Linked DNA regions of Homo sapiens: region 1 is linked to region 2. The links are chromatin loops, found by intact Hi-C in ENCODE. Cell type or tissue: CD14-positive monocyte. All regions are shown on one strand. Each heading gives the region's core, and the rest is flanking DNA. Links, peaks and the distances in the headings are about the cores only.

Region 1 (12,820 bases), core at 1,799-9,798, 70 kb before region 2:
CTCTCTTGCTACCCTTCAATCTCCCTGTCCTTCCAATTCCAGTTCTTTTTCCTCTCTAGTGGAGACAAATGAGACACGTTTTATCCATGGACCCAAAACTCCTGGACCATCACAGATGCTTCAGGTAACTCTTACAGTGGAGGGTAAGTCTATCTCCTTCTTAATCAATACAGAGTCCAACCACTCCACATTACCTTCTTTTCAAGGGCCTGTTACCCTTGCCTGCCAAACTGGACAACATTCTTTTATGCACTTCTTTTTAATTATCCCCACCTGCCCAGCTCCCTTATTAGGTGGAGGCATTTTAACTAAATTATCTGCTTCCCTGACTATTCCTGGGCTACAGCCACATCTTATTGCTGCACTTTTACCCAGCTTAAGTCCTCTTTCACATCCTCCCTTTGTATCTCCCCACCTTAATCCACAAGTAGGGGATACCTCTACTCCTACCTTGGCGATCCATCATGCACTCCTTGTCATCCCGTTAAAACCTAAACACCCTTACCCCATTCAATGCCAATATCCCATCCCACAGCAGGCTTCAAAAGGGTTAAAGCCTATTATCACCCACCTGTTACAACATGGCCTCTTAAAGCCTAAAAATTCTCTTTACAACTTCCCTATCTTACCCGTCCAGAAACTGGACAAGTCTTACAGATTGGTTCAGGATCTTCACTTAGTTAATCAAACCATCCTTCTCATCTATCCTATAGTGCCAAACCTGTACACTCTCCTGTCTTCAATATCCCCTTCAATATCCTGTCTTCAATAGTGAGTCTTCAACTCACTATTCTGTTATCTACCTCAAAGACACCTTCTTTACTATCCCCTTGCATCCCTCCTCCAAGCCTCTTTTCACTTTTACTTGGACTGACCCTGACACCCACCAATCCCAACAACATACATGGACTGTTCTGCCCCAAGTCTTCAGGAACAGCCCACACTACTTTGGCCAGGCATTTTCTCATAATCTGCTTTCTTTTTACCCATCTGCCTCCCACCTTATTCAATATTTTGTTGATCTTCTTTGAGGCCCTCTTACCAATCTTCCCAGCAGGACACTATCCTGCTTCTTCAACATATCTACTCAAAGGGGTACCTACTATCCCCCTCCAAGGAAAAAATTTCTTCCCCTAGTTGTACCTATAGTATAATCCTCTATCAACATACATGTCCCTTTCCTGCAGAAAGTATTCAGTTGTTCTACCAGACCCCAATCCCCACGACCAAACAACAACTCCTTTCCTTCTTAGGCATTGTTGGATATTTCCGACTCTGGATACCAGGTTTGCTATCCTAAACAAGCCACTTTACAGGCTCACAAAGGGTAAAATAACTGATCCCATAGGCCCTAAGTCTTTTCCCCATTCTTCCTTTTGCTCTCTCAAAAAGGCCCTGGAGACAGCTCCCTGTTGCCTTTCTATCAAAACAACTTGACCTCACAGTTCTGGGCTGGCCTTCATGTCTGTGTATTAAAGTGGTGGCTGCCACTTTAATACTTCTAGAGGACTTTAAAGTCAGAGGCTATGCTCCACTTACCCTTTACAGTTCTCACAACCTTCAGGCATCAATATCCTCCTCAAACCTTTCACATTTATTGTTTACCCCACAACTCTGCCAGCTCTATTCACTCTTTGTTGAAACTCCAACAGTAACTATTTCCCATGGGCCCAATTTCAAACCAGTTTCTCACTTAGCACCCAACACAAGTCCTGAATCACAGGACTGTATTTCCCTAATACACAGAGCATCTTCCCCCTTTCCTCATATTTCTATTCTTCCAATTCCAAACCAAGACCACACTTGGTTTATCGATGGCAGTTCTTCTAAACCCAATCAATTTTCACCAGCTAAAGCTGGATATGCTGTCATGTCCCACACCTCTATTATTGAAGCTGCTGCACTTCCTCCCTCCACCACTTCCCAACAAGCTGGACTGTTTGCCTTAACTCGTGCACTCTCTCTCACTAAAGGAATGTATATTAACATTTATACTGACTCCATATATGCTTTCCACATCCTCCATAACCATGCTGCCATCTGGGCTGAAAGAGGCTTTCTTACCACACAAGGCTCTTCCATTATCAATGCCTCCTCAATAAAGGACCTCCTTAAGGCTGCTCTACTGCCGACCAAGGCTGGAGTCATTCATTGTAAAGGACAACAGAAACCTATTGATGTTATTGCAAAAGGAAATGTCTTTGCAGACAGGACAGCAAAAAAATAGCTAATGCCTCCACTCCCTCTAGTATTCCAGTCCCCACTCCAGAAGGACAGTAATTTTCTTTCTCCTCTATCACTCCTACCTACTCTTCTTCTGAAAACCTGCTCTACCAGTCTTTCCCAACTCAGGGCAAATGGTTCTTAGACTATGGAAAATTCATTTTTCCTGCCTCACAAGCTCTACCCATTCTTTCTTCTCTTCATGACCACTTCCATGTTGGATACAAGCCTCTGGCTCACCTCCTGACACCCCTCATCACCTTCGCTTCATGGAAATCCATCCTTAAGACTATCACCTCTCAATGCTCTGTCTGCCATGCCACAAGCCCTCAAGGCTTTCTCAGGCCTCCTCATATTCTTATGCATCAGGCTCGTGGATATACTCCAACACAAGATTGGCAGTTTGACTTTACTCATGTGCCCTGTGTTTGTAAATTTAAATATCTCCTAGTTTGGGTTGACAGCTTCACCGGATGGGTCGAGGCCTTTCCCACCAGCTCCAAAAAGTCTACTTCAGTCATTTCTTCCCTTCTAACAGATATAATTTCCTGATTTGGCCTCCCTACTTCTATTCAATCTGACAATCGTCTGGCTTTTACTAGTTAAATTACCCAAGCCATCTCTCAGGCTCTTGGTATTCAGTGGAATCTTCATACGCCTTACTGTCCTCAATCTTCAGGAAAGGTAGAATGGACTAATGGTCTTTTAAAAACACACCTTACCAAGCTCAGCCTCCAACTTATAAAGGAGGACTCTGTATATTTTTAAATGAAGAGTGTTGTTTTGACCTAAATCAGTCTTGCCTGGTATATGACAACATAGAATAACTCAAGGATAGAGCCCCAAAACTTACCAACCAAGCAAATAACTATGCTGAATCCCCTTGGACACTCTCTAATTAGATGTCCTGGATCTTCCCAATTCTTAGTCTTTAATACCTGTTTTTCTTCTTCTCTTATTCTGACATTGTGTCTTCCATTGAGTTTCTCAGTTCATACAAAACCTCATCCAGGTCATCACCAATCATTCTATATGACAAATGCTCCTTCTAACAACCTCACAATGTCACCCCTTACCGCATAATCTTTCTTCAGTTTAATCTCTCCCACTCTAGGTTCCCATGCCACCACTAATCCCACTCAAAGGAGCCCTGAGAAACATCACCCATTATCTCTCCATACCACCTCCAAATTTTTGTGCCCCCTGAACACTTCACTACTATTTTCTTTGGTTTTTCTTATTAATATAAGAAGACAGGAATGTCAGGTATCTGAGTTCAAGCTAAGCCATCATATCCCCTGTGACCTGCATGTATATATCCAGATGGCCTGAAGCAACTGAAGAACCACAAAAGAAGTGAAAATAGTCAGTTCCTGCCTTAACTGATGACATTCCACCATTGTGATTTGTTCCTGCCCCACCCTAACTGATCAATTGACCTTGTGACATTCCTTCTCCTGGACAATGAATCTCATGAGCTCCCCACCGAGCATCTTGTGACTGTTGCCCCTGCTCACAAGAGAAAAGCCCCCATTAACTGCAATTTTCCATTACCTACCGAAATCCTATAAAACTGCCCCATGCCCATCTCCCTTTATGGACTCCTTTTTTGGACTTAGTCCACCTGCACACAGGTGATTAAAAAGGTTTATTGCTCACACAAAGCCTGTTTGGTGTTCTCTTCACATGGACGCATGTAACAGCATGGAAGTGATTTCAGTAACAAACATTCTATTATAGTTAAAGCATTACATCAGCCTTGGAGACCAAGAGAACATGTTGGAAGTAGATATTGACCATTTTACAATATACCCCAGGGAATGTATTTTTTCCTTTCCTGCTTCATGAGCCAGAGGTCAGGGTTGGGTTCAAAGAAATGTGTAAGCAAGGCTGATCTAAAGAACACATCATGGTCATGACCTCATCATAGCTCCTGGCACAAAGACATTACACCCTAGAGAAACATGACATGTGGAATCAATCTCTATACCTTATCTGAATAAATTATATTAGATTTTAAATTATGAAATAGGATGAAGATATCTTTAACTTTGAGGCAAATTATCTGCAAACAGTGTGCCAGTAGAAGGCATCAGGTCCATTTAAAACTCATGGATCTGGAGGTGAATCTATGTATTGAACTAACAAATCTGAAGGAGAACACACATCATTATCATTCTTTCAACAGCAGATCTTACTTTACTTGGGCAGGCTTTTGAGACTAGGCTATACTCTAGAAAAAAAAGAACTAGGGCATCATCTAATATTCTAAGGTTTTTAAAAAATTATTATTATGCCTCTGCTAGCCTGTGCAAGTCTTAATTTTAACATTTTAATTAATGTATTTATTTCCCCCACTATAAACAGATGTGAGTCATCTTTAATTGATTCCATTATGTAGGGGTAGAAAAAATATTCTTATAAATATGGTTTCATTAATAGAAAAAACATAATCTTATGGCTCAGATCTAACTTTCTAGATCACATATTGTAATACTATTTAATAAGTAAAGCAATATTTACACCTCAAATGAACTATTTCTCTCAAAAGACAGTCTATTTAGTGTTCAAGAAATTTTAGTCCAAATATATGACGCAGATCAAGTGACTAAGCATTGACATTTTGAAATTGACATTGAAAAAGAAGTCCATGTAGTTTGGATTGCAAATTGATTCATGTACATAACTAAAACAATAACAACAAAATGCAGCATTCTTCAAATTAATTTTTTAAGTCATAGTGTAGAGATTTTTGGGTCTGTTCACAAATATTCCACATAGTGGAAAAAAGAAGATCTCATTATATGTCAAAAAAACACAAATATTCCACTATATGGAAAACTGTTTCTTAATGCAGCTATATGGAAAAGTATATGGAATATTTGTGGGTTTTTTGGCATATAATGAGATCTTCTTCTTTTGGTATATAAAGAGATCATATTTCCTGTATCTCTTATGGAGATGTCATAATCTTATCCTGTAAAGCTAAATGTTGGTACATCCTGAAATGCATTCCTGCCAACTGTATTCCTAGGGACATATTGAAAAATGTTCATAGTTGCACTGTTCATAGTAGTCAAATATTCACTGATAGGATAATGAATAAGCGCATTTTTAAATGATAACAGTGGAATGTGGTATAGAATGAAAACAATTCAACAACAACATTCAACAATGGAAAAAAACTTAGTAAAATTAAGGTTGAAGGAAAAAATTTTAAAAACTACTTAAGTTTTTTCATATAATATGATAAATTGTGTACAAGTCTAAACCAAGGAAAAATAAAAAATAGATACCTGAGAAAGATAACTTACTTTTAAGGAGTAAGATAATTATACATTAAAAGATCAGGACATTGGTTACTTTTAGAGTGAGGCAGGGGGCAGGATAGGAAAGGAGTTAAAATAGATTTGGTCATTGGTAATGTTTAAATTTGGAGGATAGATAGTAAGTTTACAAGTATTTTTTGTACAATTTAAATAAAGGTAGAAAAATCAATAATATAAAGTTGATAAAGGAGTCTGGAAATACATGAACTCTAGTTGACATCTTATTAGTAGAACTGCTTGTTTGTTGTTCTTTTCTTCTGCTTGTTTGTTGTTTTTGCTTTCTTTGGTGTTGACTCCATTTTTGATCAGGGTTTCTTTACTCATGGTAAGATTACAGGCAGGAGTTGTGGGTCTGCTCCTGCAGAAACTCCTTTAGGAAAAAAGAACCAGCATTACACAATATAACCATGTAACAAACTTGCACACATACCCCCGAATACAAAGTTTTTATAAAGGAACAACTTTTCCTAAGAGTTCCAACAAAAGTACTAAGTCTGCATTTCATTTGCTGCTGGATACCTGACCTTATTATTACAGCTTTGGAGATATGTTTTCTGATGATCAAACAGGAGTTGTATTTCCATCCTTGAGAGATATTATTACCCAAACCTTATATGCTGAATACAGGCAGGTTGTGATTCTTCAGAGGAATATCAGGGTTGAGTTATCCAAGAAGAAGGATGAATTCCTGTCGGGCATGCACAATCAGGGCCCACTGAGGCAGTTTTTAAAACTCACCTTCAGCCATCATTATGTAACAGGTCAGATGTATCTGCAAAACTGTTTAGATATTATGCAGCAAAATATCAAATGTCCTGCAAAGGGTTGAATGCATCCTCCTTATTGATACTGCATTCCACACCACATCAAGAAATATAACACATTTCTATTATGCAGGACAACCTAACATATTTCATGTCTCATGATCTCTCCCAGTGCTGGAAATTGTGCTAGTGTTGTAGGACTTTCTCCTTAGTTCAGCTAAAAACGGGGTCCTTGTCACGTTGCCAGGAGAGATTAGGCTTTTAGACACTTTGAAGGGTGAGAAAAATGGAATTTATTGGCCTTAAGGGAAGAAAAGGGAAACAGGGACTCTCAGCAGAGCGAGATTCTCGCTAGTATAGGCTTCCCACCTCACTGATTGAATCCCAGGTACCACCCAGGAAGAGGAGGGGCCAGCCTGCTCCTCTTCCCTGCAAAGGGGTAAAATTCTGGAGGCTCTACCCCAGTGCACATTCCTCCCGGTAAGCAGGTTTGTAGGAGGTTCTTCAGGGACCACTTTCTACTTGGCCGTCTCACTAGTAATAATCTATGCAAGGGATTATTCCAAAATCAAACTTCATTTCTATTTGCTGCCTTCTAAATTAGTGGCCTTAGTGTAGTTCAAAAAGAAACAGAAGAGATTATTTTGTTTAACACCATAGAGGTGGTTTTTCAGAAAAGAAAATTATATATTGTGACTCAAATTCTTTTTCAATTTCTTTCATTTGTTTTATTCATTCATTCACTTACTAAACTCTTCATTATTAATTGTATACTAGAAATTATGATTTATAAATGCCTACTGTGGTGGCTATGGTGGAGAACAAGATAGTCATGATGCCTACCTTCAATAAGTGCTTATAATTTATAGAACATGCTAAGAGTTTGAGGAAGAAATAAAGTTTCTTTCTTGGTTTCTAGCCTTATGTAAACTTTTTCTTTATATATATATTATATATACATTTTTATTATACTTTAAGTTCTAGGGTACATGTGCACAACGTGCAGGTTTGTTACATATGTATACATGTGCCATGTCAGTGTGCTACACCCATTAACTAGTCATTTACATTAGGTACATCTCCTAATGCTATCCCTCCCACCTCCCCCTTCCCCCCACCCCACAACAGGTCCCGGTGTGTGATGTTCCCCTTCCTGTGTCCATGTTTTCTCATTGTTCAATTCCCACCTATGAGTGAGAACATGCAGTGTTTGGTTTTTTATCCTTGTGATAGTTTGCTGAGAATGATGGTTTCCAGTTTCATCCACGTCCCTACAAAGGACATGAACTCATCATTTTTTATGGCTGCATAGTATTCCATGGTGTATATGTGCCACATTTTCTTAATCCAGTCTATCATTGTTGGACATTTGGGTTGGTTCCAAGTCTTGGCTATTGTGAATAGTGCTGCAATAAACATATGTGTGCATGTGTCTTTTTGTATTTTTTTTTTTTTTTTTGAGACGGAGTCTCGCTCTGTCACCCAGGCTGGAGTGCAGTGGCAGGATCTCGGCTCACTGCAAGCTCCGCCTCCCGGGTTCACGCCATTCTCCTGCCTCAGCCTCCCAAGTAGCTGGGACTACAGGCGCCCGCCACTACGCCCGGCTAATTTTTTGTATTTTTAGTAGAGACGGGGTTTCACCGTTTTAGCCGGGATGGTCTCGATCTCCTGACCTCGTGATCCGCCCGCCTCAGCCTCCCAAAGTGGCATGTGTCTTTATAGCAGCATGATTTATAATCCTTTGGGTATACACCCAGTAATGGGATGGCTGGGTCAAATGGTATTTCTAGTTTTAGATCCCTAAGGAATTGCCACACTGTCTTCCACAATGGTTGAACTAGTTTACAGTCCCACCAACAGTGTAAAACTGTTCCTATTTCTCCACATCCTCTCCAGCACCTGTTGTTTCCTGACTTTCTAATGATTGCCATTCTAACTGGTGTGAGATGGTATCTCAAATATAGAAGTCTAGTATCTCAAATATAGAAGTCTAGTATAACTAATTTAGGGAGGGTTGAGTGGTTTAAGAGATTACTTAAGGAATACAATGCTTCTCACCTTGGCCTCTGTAATACCACATAGAAGCATAGAAGGAGCCTCTTAACCCTGGATTCCACTCCCTTCTGTCCTCCACCATTTCCTGGTTGCTTTTATGTTAGCTCTTCTCTGTTACCTCCAACATCAATACATTGTTTGTTTACTATTGTTTTAACCAGTGTATCTAGCCATCCTAAAATGGGCTAATCTTGTTTGAAGAGTTGTGGAGAGTGCAGTAGTTATTAGAACATGTGCTGTATTACTGGTAATACTTTGTCTCCAGACTATTGTAACCCACTTTTGTGTCTGATTCCTTTGAGAATTTGTTGAAAGGTGTTAACACTACTCTGCAAAGAAAATGGATGTAGAATCATACACATAGACATGCACAAAAGTGTGCTTCAGTATCAGAAGGCTATGAAAAACATCGAGGCTCTCCTTGCAACTCTAAAGATTCAAGGATTCATATAAAGAAAATAACCCAACAAATTCTTCAGATGATCATTTTTATGGGAGTCAGAGTCCCAGATTCTTTCTTGGCCATGTGGTGCTGTGCAGAGTACATCTTCTACTCCAGGTCATGGATCTAATTCATGGAGTTATCTGAAATTGATCTCAGCGGGTTCTTTTGTTTGTTTTTTTGCTTTTTAATTGAGAAACATATTTGTCAGTGTGCTATTCATAATACATAGAAATCTCCAATAAGTAATAAGTGGATGTGTCTTTCCATCACAATAGTACTGAAATAATTAGATATTATTATTACATTTTTAGTTCAACAAAGAACGTTCAGTTACAAAACACTAAGCACTATTAGCAATATCAAGACAATAGCACAGAAAGCAAAAAAAAAAAGGCACTAAACACCTATATTGTATTAGACATTGGGTTTTGTACAGTGGAGAATAATATGCAGAGAACACATAGCTTTCCTGTATTCTTATTCTAGGATAGAAGCTAAGCATACACAAATAATTGAGTTTAAGCAATTATATATAGCAGTATAAGAAAAGAATAAGGGAGTCTTTTAAAAAGCAGCAGAGAGAATTTCCTTTATCACAAGGCAATTTTTGAAGGCTGCTTAGATGAAGTTTCTTCACAGTTGTGTTTTGAAATTTTGTAACAGTTGAAGTAGATAGAAGTGGAAAGGAATTCCAGGGAAGAAGACAGATACCGATTATTGATTAAACTGTTAACTAAATATTTGATGAGGACCTATAATTATTACCAAATTAATTACATTACATATCTGTAATCCTTAATTTACCTAAAAAACTTTATGTCCCAATATATAAAGTAAATAATACAGACTACCTAGAAATGAATAGTCTACTAGGATTACTGATATACAGACCACAGACCAAAGGTTATACCCTCAAAGGAGTGCTCAAAGTCATAAAGTATTAGAGGTGAAAACTACTTCTACATTATCAGGCCTCCAAAGCCTACCACATTTTCAAGTACAAATACTTTGTAATGGATCACCCTTTTAAATGAATAAAGGAAAAAATGAGCTTATTGTAATAATTAAAATACCAACTCAGTTCCCTTATAGTTTAAGATACATTTCAAAGATTACAGAGTCCAAATATATATATACATATATATAAAATATATATTACTGAGTCCAAAGAGTCAAAAGATATATATATAAAGTATATATATGTATATAAAGTGTATATATATAAAATATATATGTATATAAGATATACATATATACTTTTTTATTCTTAGCACACCAAAGTGAACAACTTCATCAGACACTTTCCTGGGAGTATTTTTTTTTTTATTTGGAGGAAGATAAGGGATATTTCAAATCTGGTGAGGAGAAGAAGGAGAGGAATCTGGAGAGAGGAAGAAGTATATATAAAGGGAATTTTGTGTCTGTTTTGTCTATTTTATTCTGTTTTGGCCAACTTGTAACTTTCACCAATGTTTTGAAGGTATTGATTGAATTGTGGATGTAAAAACTAAAAGTAGAAGTTCCTCTTCAAAGACTTTACTCCCCATCTAATTAGGAATAAATAGTAACTTCTCTTCGAAGCAAATTTTGTTTAAAGACCTGCACTCCTAAATATTTGCCCTGGCATGCTTATACTGATCCAAGCAAGCATTAGGTCATAGCCTGTTCCTCTTTCTTATTTAAAAGTGTTTTTACCTTTGTCAGCATTCCACAAGTTACTTCCTGCTTCCTTTTTCTCCTCTGCCTTTGCCTCTTTTAAAAACTTCTGAGTTGCTAGCCAATATGGACAAATACAGAATGAGGTCCTGTTCCAGCCAATGGAAAACGGACACAGCAGTTGTCAGGTTATAAATGACCCTGTCTCCTTTGTTCGGTGTACTCTCGTGGCAAAACTGCTGGCGAGTGTACCCTTTCTGGAGGAAGTAAAAAATGACCTTTCTAAATAAATTCAATTTGTGTTCAAGAGCTATTTCTTTTATAACACCAGGGAACAAGCATTTCAAACAGTGGAGAAACACAATGGGCTTCCAGACTATATTTAAATAAATTACACTTTGGTTTATATTTCTACTTGCATATTATGTACTGTCTAGTGTCATCTTGACAACAAAAATGTAGAGAATTTATTTTTCTTGAAAGAGAAGCCTTGTGATAATATTAGTTTCCATATATTCTTAAAAACTGATCTTCACTGGGAAAAGTGACATTTCAAAGTTGAAGCACTGACTTTTCCATGATAGAAAATAAATTGAATGAAGAAGGTATTTAGTATCTACTCTCTCTTCTCTAAAACCACATCACCTTCTTTCCTCCAAATCTCTGCTCTGTTCCAGGAATGTGCAGTTTTTGAATATCAGGATAATGAAAACTCTTCTGGGGATTACAAACATGATCTGGTTCAATGATAACACTTCAAACCACCCCACTTATAAAATGCTTTCTTGTTTTCATGATTCTAATATTTAGTTTGAATTGTGAAAACAAACAGTTGAGTAGTAATACTGTACCCCACCCTCATCTTATTTAAATGTAACCTCAGAAACTCTGTGTGTTCTAGGGATGCTTTCAATAAATTAAAGGAAGAAAATTAGAAAGGGGGATATTAAAGAGATAACTAATTTTCAAAGAACATTCATTCCTGTTTATTAGTATATGTCAGGACAAAATGTTATAAGGACACATCAAGGTAGCAACAGATTATTTAGAGGCTATAAGTGTTTTCGTTTACTTTTTATAATCTGGAATATCTGGGAGAAATTTTGCAGAGAAGTGGAGCATACAAGGTATTAATAAATAACATCTATATAAATATATATAATGAATATGGAATGTATAAACTATGTATTAATAAGATATTATCTACAGGGTGGTGGTGGCATAGGACTTCATATTGTAAAACTCAAAGAGCAGCTAAATATATCTTAAATGTTGAGTGATACACAACATAAAAAATGGCCCTCAGTATTTATTGAAAATTATAAAATGAAATTTAATATTAAAATGGATCATTACCTCTTACATTTACCTTCCTTGAATTGGAAAAATTAATCAGAATGATGCCAAAGCTAACCAAGGCTTGTACTTGAAGAATGCTATAGCAAGGTATCATGTTCATAAGCATATTTGAGAATCATAATAACCCTATGAAGTGGTCATTAAAATTTGGAAGAAAGTGTTGAAGTGGCTTATTAAGAAACCGCCACCAGAATGTATCCAATAAGAAATATTTAATTTTGCATAAAATATTCCATAACATCACATAGCACAGCATAAATTAATTCCTTTTTTTTTTGCAGGTAGACCATTTCACACTTGCCCCTTCACCTCACTCACGAAAACCATGCAACTGAATAATAATGTGACTGAGTTCATTCTGCTTGGATTGACACAGGATCCTTTTTGGAAGAAAATAGTGTTTGTTATTTTTTTGCGTCTCTACTTGGGAACACTGTTGGGTAATTTGCTAATCATTATTAGTGTCAAGACCAGCCAGGCACTTAAGAACCCAATGTTCTTCTTCCTTTTCTACTTATCCTTATCTGATACTTGCCTCTCTACTTCCATAACCCCTAGAATGATTGTGGATGCCCTTTTGAAGAAGACAACTATCTCCTTCAGCGAGTGCATGATCCAAGTCTTTTCATCCCATGTCTTTGGCTGCCTGGAGATCTTCATCCTCATCCTCACGGCTGTTGACCGCTATGTGGACATCTGTAAGCCCCTGCACTACATGACCATCATAAGCCAGTGGGTCTGTGGTGTTTTGATGGCTGTGGCCTGGGTGGGATCCTGTGTGCATTCTTTAGTTCAGATTTTTCTTGCCCTGAGTTTGCCATTCTGTGGCCCCAATGTGATCAATCACTGTTTCTGTGACTTGCAGCCCTTGTTGAAACAAGCCTGTTCAGAAACCTATGTGGTTAACCTACTCCTGGTTTCCAATAGTGGGGCCATTTGTGCAGTGAGTTATGTCATGCTAATATTCTCCTATGTCATCTTCTTGCATT
Region 2 (12,820 bases), core at 2,768-10,767:
CTATTAGTTATTTTTCCTAATCCTTTCCCTCCTCCCAGCTTCCACCTTCAAGTAGGCCCAGTGTGTGCTGTTCCCCTCTATGTATCCATGTGTTCTCATCACTTAGCTTCCACTTATAAGTAAGAACATGCAGTATTTGGTTTCCTGTTTCTACAATAGTTTACTAGGAATAATGACCTCTAGCTCCATCCATGTCCTTGCAAAGGCCATGATCTTTTTCTTTCTTATGGCTGCATAGTATTCCATGATGTATATATCACATCTTCTTTAGCCAGTCTATTGTTGATAGGCATTTAGGTTGACTCTATATCTTTGCTATTGTGAATAGTGCTGCAATGAACATATGTGTGCATGTATATTTATAATAGAACAATTTATATTCCTTTGGGTTTATACCCAGTAATGGGATTGCTGGGTCAAATAGTATTTCTATCTTTAGGTCTTAGAGGAATTGTCAACCTGTCTTTCACAATGACTGAACCAATTTACTCACCCACCAACAGTGTACAAGTGTTTCTTTTCTCCCACAACCTTGTCAGCATCTGTTATTTTTTGACTTTTTTTTTTTTTAGATGTAGTCTCAATCTGTCCCCCAGGCTGGAGTTCAGTGGTGCCATCTCAGCTCTCTGCAAGCTCCACCTCCCAGGTTCACGCCATTCTCCTGCCTTAGCCTTCCGAGTAGTTGGGACTACAGGTGCTTGCTACCACACCTGGCTAATTTTTCGTATTTTTTTTTTTTTTTAGTAGAGAGGGGATTTCACCATGTTAACCAGGATGGTCTCCATCTCCTGACCTCGTGATCCACCTGCCTCAGCCTCCCAAAGTCCTGGGATTACAGGCGTGAGCCACTGCACCTGGCCTTGACTTTTTAATAATTCCATTCTGACCAGTGTTAGGTGGTATCTTATTGTGGTTTTGATTTGCATTTGTCTAATGATCAGTGAAGTTGAGCTTTTTTTCACATGATTCTTGGCCACATGTATGTCTTGTTTTGAAAAAGTGTCTGTTCATGTCCTTTGCCCACTTTTTTATGGGATTTTTTAAATGTTCGTATGTACATTTTTTTATGTTTCTTATAGATGCTGGATATTAGACCTTTGTCAGATACATAGTTTGCAAAAATTTCTCTCTCACATTCTCTGTAGGTTGTCTGTTTACTCTGTTGATAATTTCTTTTGCTGTACAAAACCACTTTAATTTAATTAGTTCCCATTTGTCAATTTTTGCTTTTGTTGCAATTGCTTTTAGCATATTCATCATTGAATGTTTATAGCAGCACAATTGACAATTGCGAAATTGTTGAACCAACCCAAAAGCCCATCAATCATGGAATACTACACAGTCACAAAAAGGAATTAATTAACAACATTTGCTGTGACCTGGATGAGACTGGAGACTATTATTCTAAGTGATGTAACTCAGAAATAGAAAACCAAACATTGTGTGCTCTCACTGATATGTGGGAACTGAGCTATGAGGATGCAAAGGCATATGAATGATACAATGGACTCTTGGGACTTGGGGTAAAGAGTAGGGGGAGGGGGAGGAATAAAAGACTACAAATATGGTGCAGTTTATACATGGGTGATGGCTGCACCAAAATCTCACAAATCAACACTAAAGAACTTACTCATGTAAGTAAATACCACCTTACCCCAATAACTTATGGAAAAAAATAAAATAAAACAAGAAACAAAACAAATTGATTAAAAACAGCAAGATGGAAGACTTCAACACAATCATATAAATAATTATTTTAAGTGTGATCTAAATATATCAGTTACAAAGCAGAGATATAAATATGTGATTAAAAGTAAGGGTATAGATGGCCAGGCTTGGTGGCTCACTCTTGTAATCCCAGCACTTTGGGAGGCCAAGGAGGGCAGATCATGATGTCAGGAGATCCAGACCATCCTGGCTAACATGGTGAAACCCTGTCTCTACTAAAAATACAAAAAGTTAGCCAGGCATGGTGGCACGCACCTGTAGTCCCAATAAATATAGATAACTGGTTTTTGACAAAAGAGGAAAATGTAATCTGATAGAGAAGAGGCTGAGGCAGGAGAATCACTTGAACCCAGGAGGCAGAGGTTGCAGTGAGCCAAGACTGCACCACTGCCACTGCACTCTAGCCTGGGTGACAGAGTGAGACTCCATCTCAAAAAAAAAAAAAAAAAGGAACTGTATAGAGAAAGATATACCACAAAAACATTAACTGAAAGAAAGCTAAAGAAATATTAAATTCTAACAAAGTGGCTTTCAGAAAATGAAAACTATAAGCAGTAAAGAACATTACATAATGATAAAGGGATCAATTCTCTGAGAAAGCATGACTACCCTAATATACGTGCTCCTAAAAACAGAGTTTCAAAATACATGAACCCCACATTGATAGATCTGATAGATAAATAGACAAATCAAAAATTACAGTTGAAGACTTCAATGCCCTTCTCTCAGTAATTGATAGAAAGTAGAAAATAATTCAGTAAATCCGAAGATTATTTCAACAGCATTACTAAGTAACTTGACCCAACTGACATCTATAAAACATTTCATATCAACAACAGCAGAATGTACATTCTTTATGAGTGAACATGGAACATACACCAAAATGTACTATATTCTCAGTGATTTAACAAGCCTTAACAAGTCATACCATAAACTTTCAACCTCAATAGACTTAAACTAGAAATTAATAACACAAAAATATCTGAAAGTGTTCTAATATTTAGAAATTAAACAATATCCATAAATAATTCATGGGTGAAAGTGAAAATTTCTAGAAAGAATTTTTAAAAATATTTGAAACTAAATGAAAACTCATCATCCCAAATTAGCAGCATGCAACAATAGCAGCACTTTGAGGAACATTTATAGTACTGAAGGTATACATTTTAAAAATGAAAAATCCCAATAACACAAGCTTCTACCTAAGAAAATTAGAGAAGAAGTTCAAGCCTAAACCAAGTAGAGTGAAGAAAATAATAATATTAGAATAGAAATAAGTTAAACTGAAAACAGAAAAACAATACAGGAAATAAAATCAAAAGCTAGTTCTTTGAAAAGCACAATGAAACTCATAAACTTCATTTCAGCTTAATAGAGAAAGAGACAATGTGAGAAAGAGATAAAGAAGACACACATTACCAATATCAGAAATAAAGAGGGGACATTACTCTTCTTCATACTCCAGACAGCAACAGGATAATAAGTTTGATATCATGAACAACTCTGTCTGATAAATTCTACAACTTAGGTAAAATAGAAAAATTTGAAAGCCATGTACAACGAAAACTCAGTAAAAAAGAAATTTATAACCTTACTAGCCCTATATATATTTTAGAAATTGAATTAGTGGTTAAAACCTTTTAAAAATGCTGTCCCAGAAGGCTTCACTGCTGAATTCTATCAAACACTTAAGGAAGCAAAAATACCAATTCTATACGTTCTCTTTAAGTGAAAAAGAAATATTTCCGAATTCATTTTGTGAGATATCACCCTAATAACAAAATAGATAAAAATGCTGCAATAAATGAAATCTAAATACCATTATTTTTTATGTATATAGATGTAAAACCTTTAACAAAATGTTAGAAAATCGCATCCAGCAATCAAAACAAATATGCTACAACCAAGTTGGGTTTATCCAAGCAATACAAGGCTGGGTAAACAATTGGAAAACAATCAATGTAGTTTACCATGTTAAAAGACAGAATAAGAAAAGCCGTATGGTCATATCAATAAATGCAGAAACAATTTTTAAGAAAATTCAACATATTTTAAAGCTAAAAGCTCTAAGTAAACTAGGAACAAAAATCAACTTCCTTAGTCAAATAAAGAATGCCCATGAATAACCAATAGCTAACATAATAATTAATGATGAAAAACTAACTTATATTATCTAAGATGTAGAACATGGCGAGAATGTCTTTTTTCACTGCTTATTATTTAACACTGTGTGGAAGGGCCTCGCTAGTGCAATAGGCAAAAATAATTAAATTTATAAAGTTTAAAAAAGAAGAAAGAAAACGATCTTTATTTTCAGCCAACATGATTGTGTTAACGTTACAGAGAATCTACAAAAATCTCTTGGAACTAATAAATGAATTTAGCAAATTCATAGGATACATAGTCCACATACAAAATCAACTGCATTCTTACATATGAGCAATGAAAAATTGAAATCTAAAATTAAAAAAAGTGTAACACCTATTTGCATATAAATTTAATAAAATATGTGCAAGGTCTGTGTGCAGAAAACTATAAAACACTGACGAAATAAATTAAAGATGATCTAAGCAAACTCAGAGATATACCACGGTCATTGATTAGAAGATTCAGTATTGTTAAGACACCGATTTCTCCAATGAATTTTAGATTTAATGCAATCACAATAAAAATTCCAGCAAGCTTTTTGTTTTAATAGATATCAACAAGTTGATTCTGAAATTCACACAAAAAGGCAAAGGAACTGGAAGAGCTAACATAATTCCAGAAAACAACATTGGAGGGTCCAGATGACCAAATTTCCAGACTTATTAAAAGTTATAGTAATCAAGGCAGTGTGTTATTGGTGACAATGTAGATACATAAATCAAAATACAGGACCCAGAAATAGGACAATAAATATAGATAACTGACTTTTGACAAAAGAGAGAATGTAATTTGATAGAGAAAGGATAAGCTTTTTATCAAATAATATTAGAAAAGCTGAATGTTCATATGCAAAAATGAGCCTAGATCCATGCCTCACAGCATATACTATATAGATTAAAATGTGTTAAAGACCTAAAAGTACTCTAAACTTGCCTTTAAAGAACTTGGGAAGATATACTTAGATGCTTTCTGTTAAGGGGGAAGAGAATCCCTGGAGTAGGAGAGTGTTTTGAGTAAACAAATACAGCTAGAAAAATGAATGGGCACAAATGTCTGCAAGAAAAGCCAAGAGGAACATAAGGGACCCCATGGAGAAAATGCTAACATCTGAAAACAATATGAAAACACTGACTAAATCAAGGGTGGGGGAAGACATATAACAAACAGAGAGAAAAAAAAATGTTGAAAAAGAAAGTTTAATTGGCTTGTAAGAAATAGACTGATCATAAGCAGAACTTCCAGAATCCTTTGGTAATAGTACTTTAGGGGCAAAGCAAACTTACAGGTTGAATTAATTTTTTAATACCTTGGTCTATGACCTTAGGGTATTATTATACTTTTATTATTTTAATGTTCTAATCATTAAATAAGACACAGATAAATTAATGCACAGAATAATGAATAATTATAAAGAGAGATCCCATATAACTCCCCCTCAAGGCAAGAAATGGCATTTCTGTTATTTCAGTTGCATCCTCTTTCTCTCCCTATTTGTAATCTGTATCCTAGAAGCATCACTTCCTTGCCTTGTAACTATTTTATGCCCTAGGTTCTTCATCTCTGAAATGCAAATGGTAGTGATATCTATCCTGTAGTGTTGTTACAAAGATAAATAAGGTAAATGTCAATTTGTTCATTATGACATAGAGTAAATGTTTACTAAATATTTGCTCTTATTAGTGGTGCTCACATAACAAAGCAAAAGCAAGGACTAGCTTTGAATATAGATGTAAAAAAGGAAAAGCTTATTGAAAATGACATGACCAATGCAAAATTACAGAATGTTCAACGGTATTGTTGACAAATATTAAAATGAATATTTTGTAAACTCAAAAAAGTTATACTTTTCCTGACAAGTCACCTTAAAGGTAAATAAAGTATGTAAGAACACATACTTCTTCCCCAGAGAACATGATGAAAGCACTGCATGGGAATTGATGGAAGTAATTTTCTTACATAAGAACCAGAACTAGAGTTTCCCTCTCAGATTATAGAGAATGGAAAAAGAAACTCAAATTGCATAAACGGCAGATCTCAGTCATAAAAATCTTTGTATTAAATAGGATTCAAGTTACATGCTCTGGTAACGTGGGTCTAAGAGGATGCTAATTGGTGAGTTGATTACATGGGGGACATATAAATAATTAACTGTAAGTAAGTAAGAAATGCCTTGGGAAGAAATAAAAATGTAACTTTAGAATATAGCCTTTACCTAAAATTTTGCCTGGCATTTGAGCTTGAACACCTTCAGAAATCACTTGGTTCTCTTTGGACTATGATTTGAGTAGTTTTTGAAAACAAGGCAAGTACTCCTCTTGCCTTCAAACTTTTTTTTATGGGGTGGCCTCCCATCATTTATTTGATTTGGTGATATGACAGGTAATAGTTACTAACATGGTATGAATTTTGTGTTTGCTTGTGCATAAGTTGGGGAAAATAGAAAGTGAAATATCAGTAGCATTCAACATGCTGAAGATGTCAAGTCAGATGTTGCAAAGAAACAATTTAAATAGTTAGGGAATGACTACTTTCAATGAAGAGAGGACAGAATCGACTATAAAGGAAAAAGGAAGAGATTCTGAATAAATTCAGAGCATATGTGAGTCAATTATTTTTTTCTCTCTTAGCATTGCCCTCATAAACATGTGATATTTGTTGAAAATATATTTTTTACTCCTGTGTTAAGAAATCATATTAAGCAGTTGCTAATTTTTAAACAAGCTGTACTGCAAATTCTATAGACTAAGACATTTTTGGATTAAATGAACACTAAGCTTAAGGAGGACCTGATTGTCCACTGGGGATGAGATGACATATTCTAGAAAAATAAGATAAATGTCAACAGATAATAGCACCTACTTTCTTGGAGAACTGCATGTGAGAAAAGGGACATGCTGTTACAACTCTTGAGAGATAGCCTGAAAAACTTTGACAAAAAAGAAAGTAATTCTGAAAATGATATTGTGAGAAGAGTTCTTAGATAGAATTGAGGCTAGTGTCCTCATTTTGCAGAAAGGAAACATATGCGCCAAGAATATAAGGTCATAAATCTAAGTGGCAGTGTTAGGGTATACACTCAAATCACTTTTCCCCCAGCAATTTTTCTTACGGGGACAATAGCTGAAAATGCAGTATTGCTATTCATGTTTGGGAGAACAAAATATATCTTGCTTCCTGCAGAAATATGTGAGCTGTACTTTTGTTGCTTTCTAGAGCTGGCTTATATAAGGATCCTGAACTGATTCAGTTTGTGTTTTTAATAAATACTTTGGCCTAATTTATAGTTCTATATTTCAACTTAGACATTTTCCATTTAAGTATCACTGTCTAAAATGGAGCGATGACTGAAATTCAAGAAGTGTCCTACTTTGCCTGAGAAATTCAGACATGTATGCAAACTTCAGAGTTGGGACAGTCAGGATTAATGTTCAGTTTATCCCGTGTGAGTTTTCTTACTTTCACATGGACATATGGTGAGAGGGTTATAAATTCAGACTTTGGAGTCAGAGAACTCAGATTTTAAGCCTTAGTTTGCTATATACCATTTGTGTTACTATGTACAATTTCCTAAAGCTCTAGAATCCTAATGTAATTTTCATGTGTTTTCCTTGTGATATATTGATATTAGCACAACGATATCATCCCTTGTACACTATTTTATTCTTTTAAATGTCCTTTATCATCTATTATTAAGGTTGAGCTTCAGCATCAATCTCTAAGTACACAGAGGAAGACATATTTCCTTACATTTAAAGTGAAGATAAAGCATTTTAAAACAAGTTATAAAATTTGCAAGATTACATTTGAAGTTAGTGGCTGAATTAAGACAAGTAACGGGGATTGCCTCCAAATTATAAAGCATGATTAGATTTTTACTGGTAAATTAAAAAAAAGCACTAACATTGTAGTAGTTAAACATGGTGGTTCTATGTCTGTAAAAAAGTTGAACCCAGAAGAAAAATTGCCAGGTAGAGAATTTAGTCATCAGCTGTAGCTGACAAAACCAAGACAACAATTATAGGGATTCAAATTACGTTGTTAGTAAACTTACAGTAAATGAAGACAGATTGATGCACTGGTTTTGTCTGAGAACATTCTGTGCCTTACTTTACTTACAGGCTTAATTTTATGTAAGAGTCTTAATATGCTTGTTGGGGTTAAGAAGTGTATTTCAGGTGGGTTTTAAATAACATACATAAATTTGTGAAAATGGAAATGTATAAGAAGCAATTTTAAGAATAATTCAAACTAGTAGTGTATTCAATATTATAATTTTCTTCTTCAAATAAAATGAAATTGCCTTTCTTATTTATTGGCAAAGATTAGTGTGATTATGGAGAAGATCATAACCTTTTTCTCAAAAAAGTGCCTTTAATCTAATTCTAGTTCTTGAAATTCCACTATGAAAATGAATGTCTTCTTGAAATTTCAATTTCTATTACAATGAAATTATTCATTGTATTGGTAACAATGTTAACTTGGTAACATGGAGAGATGAGGAAGAAATTTAAGGGGGTTTAAGAAGTCAAGAATGAAATTAGGGCTGAAAATGTATATTATAAATGGACAGTCATTCTGAGGACATCTGGTAAGAATTAATTAAAATATTTTGATGTAATATTATTTTTAGAAAGCAATGAAACACATTGGATAATTCAGTGTCATCTTTGCAGCAACATTCAAGACTAACAACTTAAGATATGTTTGTTCACCACCTACAACGTTGGTTTTAGTTTATGCAATCAAATCCCATTTGTTGATATCAATATTGCTAATGCTTAGTGCTATGGTTAATTCAATGAATTTTCTACATTATTTAAAAAATAATATTTGTATGACTTGTTTCCTTAATAAATTTTGAATCCCAGAGAGTAAAAGCAGTATCCTTTGCAAGGAATTATTTTGTATTACAATATTGTATATTACATTAGACTTTGGAAATAAACATTCCCTATGATAGAATTTTAATATTGTTGATTGAACAATAGAATTCATACCTACTAGGGCAGGGATTGATCACAGTGTGCTAGAGAGCTAATGGAAATCATCTAGTATATATATACATGGAGAGTCTTATTAGAAAGCCATTTTAATTGAATACCAGATATTTACTCTCTGAACCACTTGAATGAGGTAAATTAAATCTAGCTAGTTCCTCAAATAAAATATGATCATTGTACTTCTTAACAAAGACTTGTAAGCTTATAAATTATGTCATTTCAGGTGACTTATATGTTCTATCTACACTGGACCATGGAAAAAAGCAATAATAGCACTTTGTTTATTCTCTTGGGGTTTTCCCAAAATAAGAACATTGAAGTCCTCTGCTTTGTATTATTTTTGTTTTGCTACATTGCTATTTGGATGGGAAACTTACTCATAATGATTTCTATCACGTGCACCCAGCTCATTCACCAACCCATGTATTTCTTCCTCAATTACCTCTCACTCTCCGACCTTTGCTACACATCCACAGTGACCCCCAAATTAATGGTTGACTTACTGGCAGAAAGAAAGACCATTTCCTATAATAACTGTATGATACAACTCTTTACCACCCATTTTTTTGGAGGCATAGAGATCTTCATTCTCACAGGGATGGCCTATGACCGCTATGTGGCCATTTGCAAGCCCCTGCACTACACCATTATTATGAGCAGGCAAAAGTGTAACACAATCATCATAGTTTGTTGTACTGGGGGATTTATACATTCTGCCAGTCAGTTTCTTCTCACCATCTTTGTACCATTTTGTGGCCCAAATGAGATAGATCACTACTTCTGTGATGTGTATCCTTTGCTGAAATTGGCCTGTTCTAATATACACATGATAGGTCTCTTAGTCATTGCTAATTCAGGCTTAATTGCTTTGGTGACATTTGTTGTCTTGTTGTTGTCTTATGTTTTTATATTGTATACCATCAGAGCATACTCTGCAGAGAGACGCAGCAAAGCTCTTGCCACTTGTAGTTCTCATGTAATTGTTGTGGTCCTGTTTTTTGCACCTGCATTGTTCATTTACATTAGACCGGTCACAACATTCTCAGAAGATAAAGTGTTTGCCCTTTTTTATACCATCATTGCTCCCATGTTCAACCCTCTCATATACACGCTGAGAAACACAGAGATGAAGAACGCCATGAGGAAAGTGTGGTGTTGTCAAATACTCCTGAAAAGAAATCAACTTTTCTGAATTGTTTCTGCTTTTCATGCCGTGGTTCCCTGATGAATGAGAAAAATTCACTCTCATCTTGCTCTTGTCCTTAATGTTTGGAGAGAAAAGTGGGCAAACAGGAAGCATATCCCTTCTGTGGTTTTATACTTCTACATTGACATCTCTTTAACAAATTGAACATTATTCTTATCCATACTCTCCTCCGCCTTTCTTAATCATTACGATTGTGCTTATGTGACATGAAATAACCAGAAAATTTCTTAAAAATAAAGGATTACATGGCGTTGTGTTGAAAAAATAAAACAGATTATGTGTTTTTTGTGCCTTAAAGTTCTGAGAAGATCAATGAAATATTACTCTCAGCTTTTACATTTTTACTCAAGTCTAAACACAGAAAATGCATGTATTGCCTGTGTACAGCTCACGAATTTTTGCAAACTGAGCATGATTGTGAAATCAGCAACTGAATTAAGAGACAGAAATTATCAGCACATCAGAGGTCCTCCTTATTCCTCTTTATGATTAATACCTCCCAAAGTTAACCACAATATTTATTCCTAAAATAAATAGTTTTCGGCTGGGCACGGTGCCTCATGCCTGTAATACCAGCACTCTGGGAGGCTGAGGTGGGTGGATCATGAGGTCAGGAATTCGAGACCAGCCTGGCCAAGATGGTGAAACCCCGTCACTACTAAAAATACAAAAATTAGCTGGGCGCAGGGGCGAGCACCTGTAATCCCAGCTACTCGAGAGGCTGAGGCAGGAGAATCGCTTGAACTCGGGAAGCGGAGGTTGCAGTGAGCCGAGATCATGCCACGGCACTCTAGCCTGGGTGACAGAACAAGATTCCGTCTGAAATAATAATAATAATAATGATAATAATAATAATAATAATAATGTTTTTATCTTTTCTTGTACTTTGAAGAGTAAGAGTGATTTACATTTTGTTGCTGCGTGTGTGTCTTCTTAGTGTTTCATTTGTGAGTCATTTCTCATGTTGGTAAGTTTTCTGACTGTTTTCATTGATGTATACGGTATCTTATCATATGAATATATAATGATTGATTTATCCATTCCCTTGTTGCCAGACATTTGCGTGGTTTCCCATTTCGGGTTACTATGTATAGTGCGGCTTTGAACATTTTGACACATGTCTTTTTTGGTGAATGTATGTCTTTTATTATTTCATTATACTTTATAATGTAATTAAAACAATTTTAAGAAAATAGTAAGTACTATATTTGTATTAATATTCTTTCATAATGTATTACTGATATAAAATGAAAGATATTTATTGAAAAAATAATTATCCATAGAAAAACACTAAGTGAAATAAAACATTTAGAAATAAATAAGTGAAACATCTTGCACTTCTAGGATCCACACAATGGGGTATGGGATAAGCTGATTAATGCAAAATTGTCTGTCAATCATAGGAAAAAAGGAAGAAAGCTCTTAGAATGGTAATTTACACAATGAAGCTTAGAAAAACTTCCAGGAATGCAGCATTAGATTATGATAGCAAGATTAAGACACAGGAATCACCACTGAAAAATGTTGTCAAATAGAATATTCATTGTAGCATATGAAGTCACTTGCCATATTAAATGAAACTAGGAAAATTCTGTGTTTAGCTTCTAAGAAGGAATAAAAAATATACTTCACTGTACTCCCAATAAGGGCAGTGATGCCAAATGAAGAAGGCATGCTATGAGTTTATACTAATACTGGATTGTCACGTGCACACTCAAACACACACATGTGTGTGCAGGCACATAATGCAGAAAATAAAGTCTTTTCAGGAATTTATACTTAAGGCATAGTTGAAATAAATCTGCTCATATAGAAAACCAAAAATTAAAAGAAGAAAAAATTTGCTCAAAAGCAAATGATCACACAATAAAAATGACGGAATATAGGTAGACATTAGGTTGGAAACAGCTACATCAGAGCACAGCATACAAAGACTGGGTTTATTGTAATTAATGGACACAAAATATAATATAAATCTTTATTGTATAAAATAGAAAATGATTTTAAAGTCAAATTACAACATTGGTTTAAAATTTTTCTAGGCTGTTAGAAAACAAACAAAATAACTTCAAGAAATAAATAAAATGTTATTTTTATTAGAAACTCAGTGGATAAAACATAGTAGTGTATCCTAATTAATCAGTGAATTCCAAATAGCAACAAAATTACTCAGAACAAAGAAGAGAGAGACAAAGATATGGAAAAAGTTAAAGGGATATTAAGAGACCTTAGAAATGGAATAAATGGGGGCAACATATATCTACCAAACTTCAGGATTTATAAAATAGTGAGAAAATAAAATTAAAGAGATAATAATTGACAATTTCTAGAACTATGAGAAATATTTAGAAAAAAATTACAACAAAGTGAAAGAGTTGCTCTCAAAAAGAGCCCTACAAAATATTATTTCTAATTAATAATAATTTAAAACACAGGGTAGGATGCAGCGACTCACACCTGTAATCCCAGCACTTTGGGAGGCCGAGGCGAACAGATCACCTGCGATCAGGAATTTGAGACCAACCTGACCAACATGGAGAAACCCTGTCTCTACTAAAAATGCAAAATTCGCTCGTGTGGTGGCACATGCCTGTAATCCTAGCTACTCAGCAAGCTGAGGCAGGAGAATCGCTTGAACCTGGGAGGTAGAGTTTGCAGTGAGCAGAGATCATGCCATTGCACTCCAGTCTGGGCAACAAGAGCGAAACTCCGTCTAAAAAATAAATAAATAAATAAA

Evidence for each region. Peaks named below come from ENCODE experiments on the same cell type or tissue, not always from the same donor. Only the 100,000 strongest peaks of a DNase experiment are listed, where the experiment ranks them.
Region 1: it touches region 2 in a loop (5-fold over the local background); 3 of 110 quality-filtered maps call a loop at or near these places.

What each region holds. Positions count from the first base shown.
Region 1 is chr11:55,559,972-55,572,791 of GRCh38, forward strand. OR4C16 (olfactory receptor family 4 subfamily C member 16) reads left to right here and starts at 12,157. Exons shown (of 1, transcript NM_001004701.2): 1 at 12,157-12,820. The coding sequence starts at 12,157. In CD14-positive monocyte, for the core only: no CTCF peak of the experiment used is centred there; no DNase peak of the experiment used is centred there.
Region 2 is chr11:55,629,229-55,642,048 of GRCh38, forward strand. OR4P4 (olfactory receptor family 4 subfamily P member 4) reads left to right here and starts at 5,885. Exons shown (of 2, transcript NM_001405919.1): 1 at 5,885-5,988; 2 at 9,100-11,081. The coding sequence starts at 9,130. The coding sequence ends at 10,068. In CD14-positive monocyte, for the core only: no CTCF peak of the experiment used is centred there; no DNase peak of the experiment used is centred there.